Regions from separate parts of the Homo sapiens genome. Here region 1 is linked to region 2. A link is an interaction called in ENCODE POLR2A ChIA-PET data of the cell type or tissue named here. Cell type or tissue: Panc1. All regions are shown on one strand. Links, peaks and the distances in the headings refer to the core of each region. The heading gives the core; the rest is flanking DNA.

Region 1 (3,527 bases), core at 405-2,904, 240 kb after region 2:
CTATTCTAAATTCTTTCTTTTCCAGAAACTAGAGACAACTGTTTTTAAAATAACTATCTTTGGGAATATTATGAACTTTATGAACATTTCCCTGCAGATAATCAAACTAGTCAAATACTGTTTGTAGGCTGGGCATGGTGGCTCATGCCTGTAATCCCAACACTTTGGGAGGCCAAGGTGGCTGGATCACCTGAGGTCAGAAGTTTGATACCAGCCTGGCCAACATGTTGAAACCCTGTCTCTACTAAAAATACAAAATTTAGCCGGTGTCATGGTGGATGCCTGTAGTCCCAGCTACTCAGGAGGCTGAGGCAGGAGAATCGCTTGAACCCGGGAGTGAGACTCCGTCTCAAAAAAAAACCCAAAAAAACAAAAACCAAATACTATATATAGAAGGAAACCAAAATCACAGTCACACAAAGACTGTGATAAGACTTTGTTAGAGTGAAAGATTCAAAAAATTTATATTCTTTTTTCATACCTCGAAGTAAATTATATGCAAATATGTCCTAACATAAGCAAACTCAAAACTAAAAGTATGAGCATCAGTATTAATAAATTAAGGGGTTATTTTATTTGCTTTTCTTTCTTTAATATTATTTGCTTTTCTAAAGCTTTCATGATATAATTTATATAAGTAGATAATTCCTATGGTAGGATTCAGGAAGAATTTGATTCATTTTAAAATGTAGCTGACATATAATTTTTTAATTATTGAAAAGTATACATTCAGAACAGTGTTTTAAAACAACTGAAAAGTTTAAAGAAAATAAAATGAATACCTGTATACTTATTACACAGATTTAAAAAATCAAAATTTAGAAGGCATCTGTGAACCTCTCCTCAATCACAATCCTCCCCACAGAGGTAACTACTCGTCTGAGTTTTATGTCAACCTATTCCCTTGTTTTTCTTCATTATTTCATTACTTGTCTATTTCCCCCCAAATAATATAGTGTTTCATTTTTTTCTGTTTTTGAACTTTGCATAAATAGAATCATACTTTTTATGTTTTTGTGTGACTTATTTTACTTAACATTACTGTATGATGTATTTCAATGTATGAATATATTCAGTTTTTTCTGCTGATTTATATTTGGATTGTTTCTTGCTATTAATACTATGAGCAACCCTGCAATTAATAAACTGAAATGTATCTCCTAGGTTACACGTGCTAGAAATTCTCTCAGATTTCTAGAAGTAGAGCTGGCTTGTAAAGTGTACAAGATTTTAAGCTATAGTAAGTACTGCTGAAATAGCTTTCAAGCATTTATGTTCTCACAAGCAATGGGTAAAAGTGCCGCTTGGCCAGGTGCAGTGGTTTCACACCTGTAATCCCAAGACTTTGGGAGGCCAAGGTGGGTGGATCACGAGGTCAGGAGTTTGAGACCATTCTGGCCAACATAGTGAAACCCTGTCTCTACTAAAATTACAAAAAATTAGCCGGGCGTGGTGTCAGGCACCTGTAATCCCAGCTACTCAGGAGGCTGAGGCAGGAGAATCACGTGAACTTGGGAGGCGGAGGTTGCAGTGAGCCGAGATAGCACCATTGCACTCCAGCCTGGGTGACAGTGCGAGACTCCATCTCAAAAAAAAAAAAAAAAAAAAAAAAAAAGCAACACTTGAAATATTTGATTTTCGTTAAAGTCACAGGGGCCTTCCAAATTTTGATTTTAAAATTTTCCTTCTATTTTTTAAAAAACAAAACCATTGTGGTTTTCATTTTTCTTTCCCTGATTACCAATGAGCTTGGGTATCTTTTCATATGTTTATGGGCCATTTGTGTTTTTGTTCATTCATCAAATGTTGTTTGAGTACATCCCATCTGCCAGGCAGTCTTTGAGTCTCTCCTCCACTTTCAAAGAACAATAAAATAGAAGGAATAACCTAGAAACAACTCCACACATATGTACAGGGCCATAACTCAGACAAAGAGAGCATTGTAGGTTAGTGGGTAAAGGAGAATCTCTCTCCTCCATTTCTTAGAAAGTGGAAGAGAAACACTGTACCTATCGATCAATTGTCCATTTTTCTATTGAGTTGTTTCTCTTTTTCAGAGGAATTCTTTATATGTTCTGGAAACATCCTTTGTTGATTGTGTGTGTTGCAAAGATTGTCTCCAAGTTTGTGGCTTGCCTTTTTACTCTGTGGTACTTTTTGATGATGAACCAGAGCTCTTAATTTTAACGTGGTCAGATCCTTTCTTTATATTGTCTTCTAAAAGCTTTAGCATTTTGCCTTTCATGTTTAAGACCTTACTTCCATTTGGAATGTATTCTTATATATTGTGTGAGGATGGGATCCAATTTCCTTCTTTTTCTTGTTACCCACACCGTATATGGAGAACTAACTCTCCTGGCACCATTATTGAATGGTCTGTCCTTTTCCTGCTGATCTACAATGCTCTCTTTGTTGTGAGCTATAGCCCTATATATGTGTGGATCTGTTTCTGGGTTCTAATCCTTCTATTTTATTGTTCTATTTGTCTCTCTCTATGCCAGTTCTACCATACCACTGTATTAATTACTCATCACAAGAAGAAAAGGATAACAATTATTTTGAAAGTTAAATGTACAGTGCCTGACCTGATACATGTTAAGCATACAATAAATGTCATCTGTTATTATTTTAGTAGGAAACACATTTTCATATGTTGTTTTAAACAATATCTAAAATCTGTAGAGAATTAGTCAACATTCAATAGATATAACCACTTCTGTTTTTGCATTTGATATGAGTTACTGTAGCTACCCAAAGACTTAAGAAATTCATACATTCAGTTACTGTTTTTGTCTTCTTCTGAAGTATGTTGGAAAAGATGAAAGATGAACTCTATAATTTCTTTACTCATCCTCACTCTGCAGTCTCTTAGAAAGGTTAAATGAAGAAGGCTTGACTTCGATTGTTTTTCGGATTTGAATTTTGGAAAAGAAAATGATGCTGGAAGAATAAAGCAGCATATTTAGGAAAGACTTTCAGTGATAAATATCTGGAGTATCCTGTTTTCTATACCTTGCTTCTATGCCATATTTTACTTATTATAAACTACCTCAGGATCTTTGTTAAATAAACCCATTTATTTGATGAAGGAGAAGGAAGTGCCACATTTTAACTGTTACTGAAAGAAATGTTCTTTGCCCTGTTGGTCTTGGACTTCCACAAAATACTTGATTCCAGATGTTAAATTGTTTTTTCAGAAGCCTTGTTAAAGGGCCAGAGCATTAGATTTTTGAAGGCATTTCCAAACCCCAGCTGATTATCACAACACACAGGAATCCAAACTTTCAAAGCTTAGCTTTGGCTCTTCAGTGTATCAGCAGCTGCAAAAAATACGTGCTAAGGCACAGGTTCATAGGACTGGGATCCAGTGTCCTTAAATGGTAAAACTTTAAGTAAATTTCCTTTACTTTCCACTTATCATAGATGCAGTTCAGTTGTTTAAAGTGCACTAAATTTCCTTGATTCCATCAAAAGTAGTGAGAACTTGATAATGGTAATAGTCATGTAGCAGCCTGGTGTGTAGGTAT
Region 2 (6,552 bases), core at 3,890-6,389:
AAAGTACCTTTATCTTCTTGGAAGTAAATGTGACAATAAAATAATGATTTGAAGGTCATACAGAAAGTTGTAAGGCTACATTTAAAATGCAAAATGCACATAAAGGCAGTATGTTCACTGCTAATGAAATCCAGTGACTTTGTCCTGAACTAGAGTTTCTATAGGAAAGTGTTGTTATTTTTGGTAAATAAAAATATAAAACAAACACATGTGCTTAGGGCTTAAATAAATGAGTGAGCAGTTTCTGTGTTTTATCATTTAGCCCTCACAGTAACTCTCTGAAGTGATACTGTCATTATCCCCATTTTCAAGCATGGAAACTGAGGATTAAATAACTTAAGTAACTTGTCCAGGATCACAGACCAGTGAATGATGGAGCCGGAACTTTAACTCAGCGTTAAACTCCAAACCCAAACAACCAGTAAAAGTTATTGCTTCATTTAACTAAATTCCAAGTCCATAAAATATTAACCCCATATGTGTCTGATAGGCTTTCTTTATGAACAGTTTACAAAATTTACTTTTAAATTACTGATAAATATTAATGGTAGATTAAGAGTAACCACTTGTAGTAGAAAAATCTAAGAAATTCAGAATTTCAGCTAAAAGATTATTTAGTGAAATCTGAACGCTTCATTTAACAGGTTGGAAAGCTGTGGCCCAGAAGCTTACTGACACTCAATAGCGTATTGCTGATTAGAAGTTTGCAACATTTTAGGCTAAACACTAAATAAAATCCACTGATTCTAATCAAAACCACACAACATACCAGATTTTCATTGCATAAAATATTTTTAAAATAATTTATCAGTTGACAAGCCTCTTATAAATCTTTGCATCCTTAGTGCTTTTTAAGTGCCTGCTTAGCATGTAAAACAGGAACCAAGTTTTTTTAAGTATAATCATTACAGTTTCAGGATCCAAGTAAGTGTAATCATTACAGTTTCAGGATCCAAATAAGTGTAATCATTACAGTTTCAGGATCCAAATAAGTGTAATCATTACAGTTTTAGGATCCAAAGCATGTTTAACTTGTTGCATAGTAATTTTTATGTACCTCTGAACATTCCTCTGCTAGGAACATATTTTATATCAGCAATAATTTTAGGCTCTGATTCTCATGTGGCCTTTGAAGAACTCTTTTTGTTGCTTCTTGGTTTCAGCTTTGGAAATCTAGAGAAACCCAATTAAGATTTAATATTACAAAAAGAAATCAGATACCTAAAACATTAAATATGCACTGAAAATTATTTACCAAAAACTGAAACAAGTAAAAAACATTCCCTTATTTGAAAAATGCCTTTCATTAGAAGCCTTATGATTTAGCTAAAATGCACAGAAGATAAGTTATTGCCAAGTGCTTGTAGGATGCCACTTGAAAAGTTCCTGTTTGAGAGTCCAGGTCTTATTTCCTCCCAAGAAAAATTTAGTTATCACCATTTTATATTTTACTTTGTAAGTTAATCTTTTACTTGGGTATCTGATATAATCTCATTTTTCTTTTTTATATAATTGCTACTAACTTTGAAAAAAACACTGCTTATTTCAAAGAGAAATAATGTTTAAAAGATGTGAAGCATTTAATCCTTGAATGCTGGAAACACTTTTAAAGTATTGTAAGTACATCTGTATTACATTACACACAGGGAAAAGAATGTATGAATTCTATGATCTGTGGGCACTAAGGTGGCTGGTTTAGAAAAACAGTATTTTGCATTTCAAGTTTCTTTTCAACATAAAGAATATTCTGCAATTTTAAAAAGAATAATTCCAGGCTGGGGTGTGTGGTCAGGGAAGCATAAGTAAAGTTTTGGTTTTACAGTTGTTCTCTAACTTTAGTAAGCTTGGCTCTGCATTTTGTTAAGCACTTTTATATTTTTCCTGATTTGAAAACGATTGCGTGAGACAAACTCAGAACATGGAGAAATCACTACATCACATTTCTTAATGAGTGTCCTGCATGTCTTACTCAGCTATGATTATGGTGCAGATAATTTTTTACTAATTAAGAAATACCAAAGTTTGTGAATGATTTACTCTTAAAATTACAGCAAATTTAAATGTATCCCAATGATAACCTCACTCTTGATCACTTGTGTTCCAGTGTGCTTTTTTGAGCAGGAGATAAAAGGATGGAGTTACAGCCATTAGGCTGGATCTCATGAGATATGTGTTTTGCATGTGAATATCACCTGTCATTGGTAGAGATGAATAAAAATGCTGGAGAACTTCTGCACTAGACTGGTTGACATGTTCTCAGCTTTTTCTTCTTTGACATGAAATGACATTAACATGCCAACATATTCTCATATGTACCCGCTAGTGAGCTAGCTAGAATTCCACCCCTTTCACTCCCACCCCAGAAAGCAAGCAAGAATGAATGTTCTGGGGATGCATTTTCAGCCACCTCAGACTTATTTTTTTAAAGTAATGATTTGAGAATTTCATGCTTTAATGACCATTAGCATCTAATTACCTGTGACACATTTGGCAGCTATGTCACGATAAACTCTGTATTTCTTAAATTTTACATGGCAATATAAATTTCTGGAAACCAGTTATAATTAGAATAATTGACTTTTTTCCAAAAGCCAATTTTGTAACCAGTTATTTTATTGCCATGTTACTAGAAATTGTCATAAGGTGATTGGTTGTCTTTAAGGCTCAAAATAAATATATTTGAGGAATTCAAATAGTTAGCTCATCATTCTTTTATTCAAGAAAAATAACAACATAAATATTATTATTATTTTATTTTTTTATTTTTTTGAGGCAGAGTTTCACTCTTCTTGCCCAGGCTGGAGTGCAGTGGCACGATCTTGGCTTACTGCAGCCTCCGCCTCCTGGATTCAAGCGATTCTCCCACCTCAGCCTCCCGAGTAGCTGTGATTACAGGCATGTGCCACCATGCCGAGCTAATTTTGTATTTTTAGTAGAGATGGGGATTCTCCATGTTGGTCACGCTGGTCTCAAACTCCCAACCTCAGGTGATCCACCCACCTTGACCTCCCAAAGTGCTGGGATTACAGGTGTGAGCCACCGTGCCCGGCCAACATAAATATTATATAAGAGTCTTTAACTATTTCTTGGTATGAAAATTGATAACTTGTAGGCTGGTCATGGTGGCTCACGCCTGTAATCCCAGCACTTTGGGAGGCCAAGGCAGGCAGATTACGAGGTCAGGAGATCGAGACCATCCTAGCTAACACTGTGAAACCCCGTCTCTACTAAAAATACAAAAAAAATTAGCCAGGCATGGTGGCACGCACCTATAGTCCCAGCTACTTGGGAGGCTGAGGCAGGAGAATCGCTTGAGCCTGGGAGATGGAGGTTGCAGTGAGCCGAGATTGTGCCACTGCACTCCAGCCTGGGCAACAAAGCGAGACTCCATATCAAAAAAAGAAAAAGAAAATTAGTAACTTGTTTTAGAGCTTTCCTAATGTCAGAATATTTGATTTTTTTTTATTTAGTTTTAGAACCTCTATAATAATAGCTCTTGTACCTGCCTTTCTTAGAAGGTATTAAACTTACTATGCTATAAGGAAGTAACTACTGAATTGTCATCACCTTTAAAAAATTTTTAATGTAAAATACTCTCATATATTTATCTATTAGTAATTTTGAATATTAAGAGTGTTTCCTGGTTTTTTGTTTTTTTTTATTAATAAGATATTATGAACTAGATCCTTATAAAAGTCTCCTAGACAATTTGAGGAACAAAGTGATCATTGAGTATCCAACATTACATGTGGTATTGAAAGGATCCAATAATGACATGAAAGTTCTTCACCAAGGTAAGTGTAAATTTGTTTCTGTAATGCTTAGAATAGCTTTAGAGAAACCAAAGCAAAATATGTCCACCCTTATTTCTTTATATGTGTTTTCCCACTATATTTACACACTTACAGGATCTACTGTATAGCTAGTTAATGTGAAGAACCAGGTAAATGCAATGCTGCTACTCTTCTGTTTCTAAGAGCGTATAATCTTATAAAACCAATTTTAAGTGAATAAATCAAATTGAATGGCTATAAAAGGACTTTTTTTTAGCATGGGGTTCTATGTATTTTTTTGTCTTTTTTTAAGCTAATAGTCTTTAAGTAACTGTCCATGATCACGTACATTTACTCCATAGTTAAGACTTTAGACATTTCTAAAATGAGGGATTACAAAACATTTTTAGTTGACAATGAAAATGTTGAATGGTTAAAAAAAAAAAAAAAAAGCCTAGTATCCTACCTTATAGAAGGAGAAAATGTTGCAAGGAACATTATATTTAAAAATTTGGCAGCATTTAGAATAAGTTAATGCCATTGCCTTTACCCTTTATCTCCTTTTCTAAACCCACTGGTTTTATTTTCTCTGATTTTGTTTCTCTGATTTTGTGATATAGGGAAGTACTAGAACTGGAAAAAATGTACATAAAAGTTTAGTACATAAAATGACTCATCTATATTTGTAACTACTGATTAAAGTAAACTAACTGTGCTTCTGAATGCAAGATTTTAGAGGATGAGTAAAATTTAGTCACTACCTTTAAGAAGTGAGGAAGATTACCCACCTTAATCCAAAACTATTACATAGCACTTTCAACGAAAAGAATTACAGATACAGGCCAGGTTTTGTTGTAACAAACTCCAGAGGAGCATAGAATCTTTGTCTTGGATTGATACTATTTTTTAAGTAGTATTTGAAATGGGTAGTTTAAGTTTTATTGTTATACCAGCATTACAGGCTGTAAGATGCAGTAACCTATATTGTAAGGTATTCTCTGTTGTGCGTAGTGTTTTTTCTTTGCAAAAATTAATAGAAAAAAATTGTTTTCCAAAGTGGCCAAAATTGTATCAGTGCTACAACTTGAAACCAGATTTTAGTTAGCAAACATGATGTTTCTAATAATAAATTATGGGCCTCTAAATCTTATTTTTATTCTTGACATTAATATTTTTCACAATTTGAGAATTTTTTTCTCAGAATAAATTAGGAATTTTAGTTTTAAATGGCCAGTTTCACTTTGTTTAAGCTTTGTATTATGTTGCTTTTTTCTTAATAAATTCACAGTGCTCTCTCAAATGTTGGTTTTGGGAAAAGTTGTTTAGTAATGTAGGTTAGTAGCTAGGGCAAACATCTTCTGTATAAATAAACAGCACACACAGCTCTCCTTTCACCTTGTTTAGGAATGTACATTCAAGTAAGGCTTCCTGTAATGAAGCAATAAGAAAAGACTACTTTACTAGCGTACTGGGAGCCTTATTGAGTAAAATTTGCTATTTTTCTGGTGGATATATGATGTTTGACTTATTTACAGGAACACAAATGACTCATGCTTTTAGTACAGAGGATTATTTAGAACTGTGTTAGCAAAGAACTAAAAGTATCTGACAGGATTTTAAAACCATACCAGTTTTGTCACATCGTAAGTACACACACCTTAAAAGTAATGCCCAGGTCTTCCTGTACATGCATTTCTTTCTGTAAGTACTTCAAGGTGTCTGTTTCTTTATACATTCTCACAGCATCAGATATTTTGCAGGGTGATACCTTGATGAGGGAAGGGGATTATGTAAGAAGAGGGCATTTTCTTTGGAAAGCCTTGAAATTCCTTCCCTCTCTGGAGGTAAAAAAGTTGGATTTTGATCCTGAGTTTATAGTACAAGTTGTCTCTTTCCTAATTTGGGGGTACATGTGTTTCTGGTCTGGGATTCAGTAGTTCCCACACCTGATGGTTGTTCTAATATTTGTTATGATTGTAGATTGCCATAATTATTTGAGTCTGCCTATATTAATCAGCAGTAGCCAAGATTTTGTTTGTTTGTTGCTTTTCAGTAATGGAAAAGGTTAACTGGAAAAGATAGAGCTATTTAGATACTCCACTAGATTGGAGATGCTAAGTGCTGATTACCTACCTTATATCAGTCCAGTGGGAAGTGCTCAGAATGGTGTAACTTGCTTCACAGGCTGTTATTAGACTAGCAGATTTAGATGAGGGAGAAAAGCATGCTGCATTTCAATCTAAGGAAAAAAGAATGGAACCCTATTCAAAGAAGAAAACTGGGCACCTTCAATAGGCAAAGAAAGGGGAAAATGTCCCATACTGCTAAAAATCTTTATTAATTTAGAAATGTCAGCAAAATAAACTTTTTGATGTTCTAGTGTAACTCAAGATTAGAAAATGCCTCAGCCTTTAGAGAAGGAATCCAACCCAAAATTGATTACTGGAATTAGTGAAAATACCTGGCATAGCAGCTACTCATATATCAGTCTCTTATTGGGCCAGTAAATCTTTCATCCATTCTCCCTCGCTCACCTTTCCTCATTCTTCCTTACTTCTCTTTTCTTTCTTTTCCTTTTGCAGGGAGAGAGAGGAGGATTTTTGGCACTGGAACACGCATGTAAAACTTATTATACAATAGATGCTAAAATAGAGTTTACCTGAAGTACAGAGACAGCCAGAGAAGGAAAAAAACTTTTAATATCATGGAGGCACTGGATGGACTGCTAAAGTTCATAAAATTTCACAAAGATTGGGATGATATCTTGGATGGAACTTAT

Evidence for each region. ChIA-PET counts read pairs that join two places held together with the same protein. Peaks named below come from ENCODE experiments on the same cell type or tissue, not always from the same donor. Only the 100,000 strongest peaks of a DNase experiment are listed, where the experiment ranks them.
Region 1: POLR2A ChIA-PET joins it to region 2 with 13 read pairs; 2 of 35 experiments call an interaction of 5 or more read pairs at or near these places.

Annotation. Positions count from the first base shown.
Region 1 is chr1:85,413,094-85,416,620 of GRCh38, reverse strand. The region is part of intron 1 of DDAH1 (dimethylarginine dimethylaminohydrolase 1); the gene reads left to right. Among named protein-coding and RNA genes, the nearest start is that of DDAH1, 50 kb to the left of the region's middle. In Panc1, for the core only: no CTCF peak of the experiment used is centred there; no DNase peak of the experiment used is centred there.
Region 2 is chr1:85,655,089-85,661,640 of GRCh38, reverse strand. ZNHIT6 (zinc finger HIT-type containing 6) reads left to right here. Exons shown (of 10, transcript NM_017953.4): 9 at 3,670-3,794. Among named protein-coding and RNA genes, the nearest start is that of ZNHIT6, 50 kb to the left of the region's middle. In Panc1, for the core only: no CTCF peak of the experiment used is centred there; DNase peaks (open chromatin) are centred at 4,567 and 5,205; H3K27ac peaks cover 2,500 bases.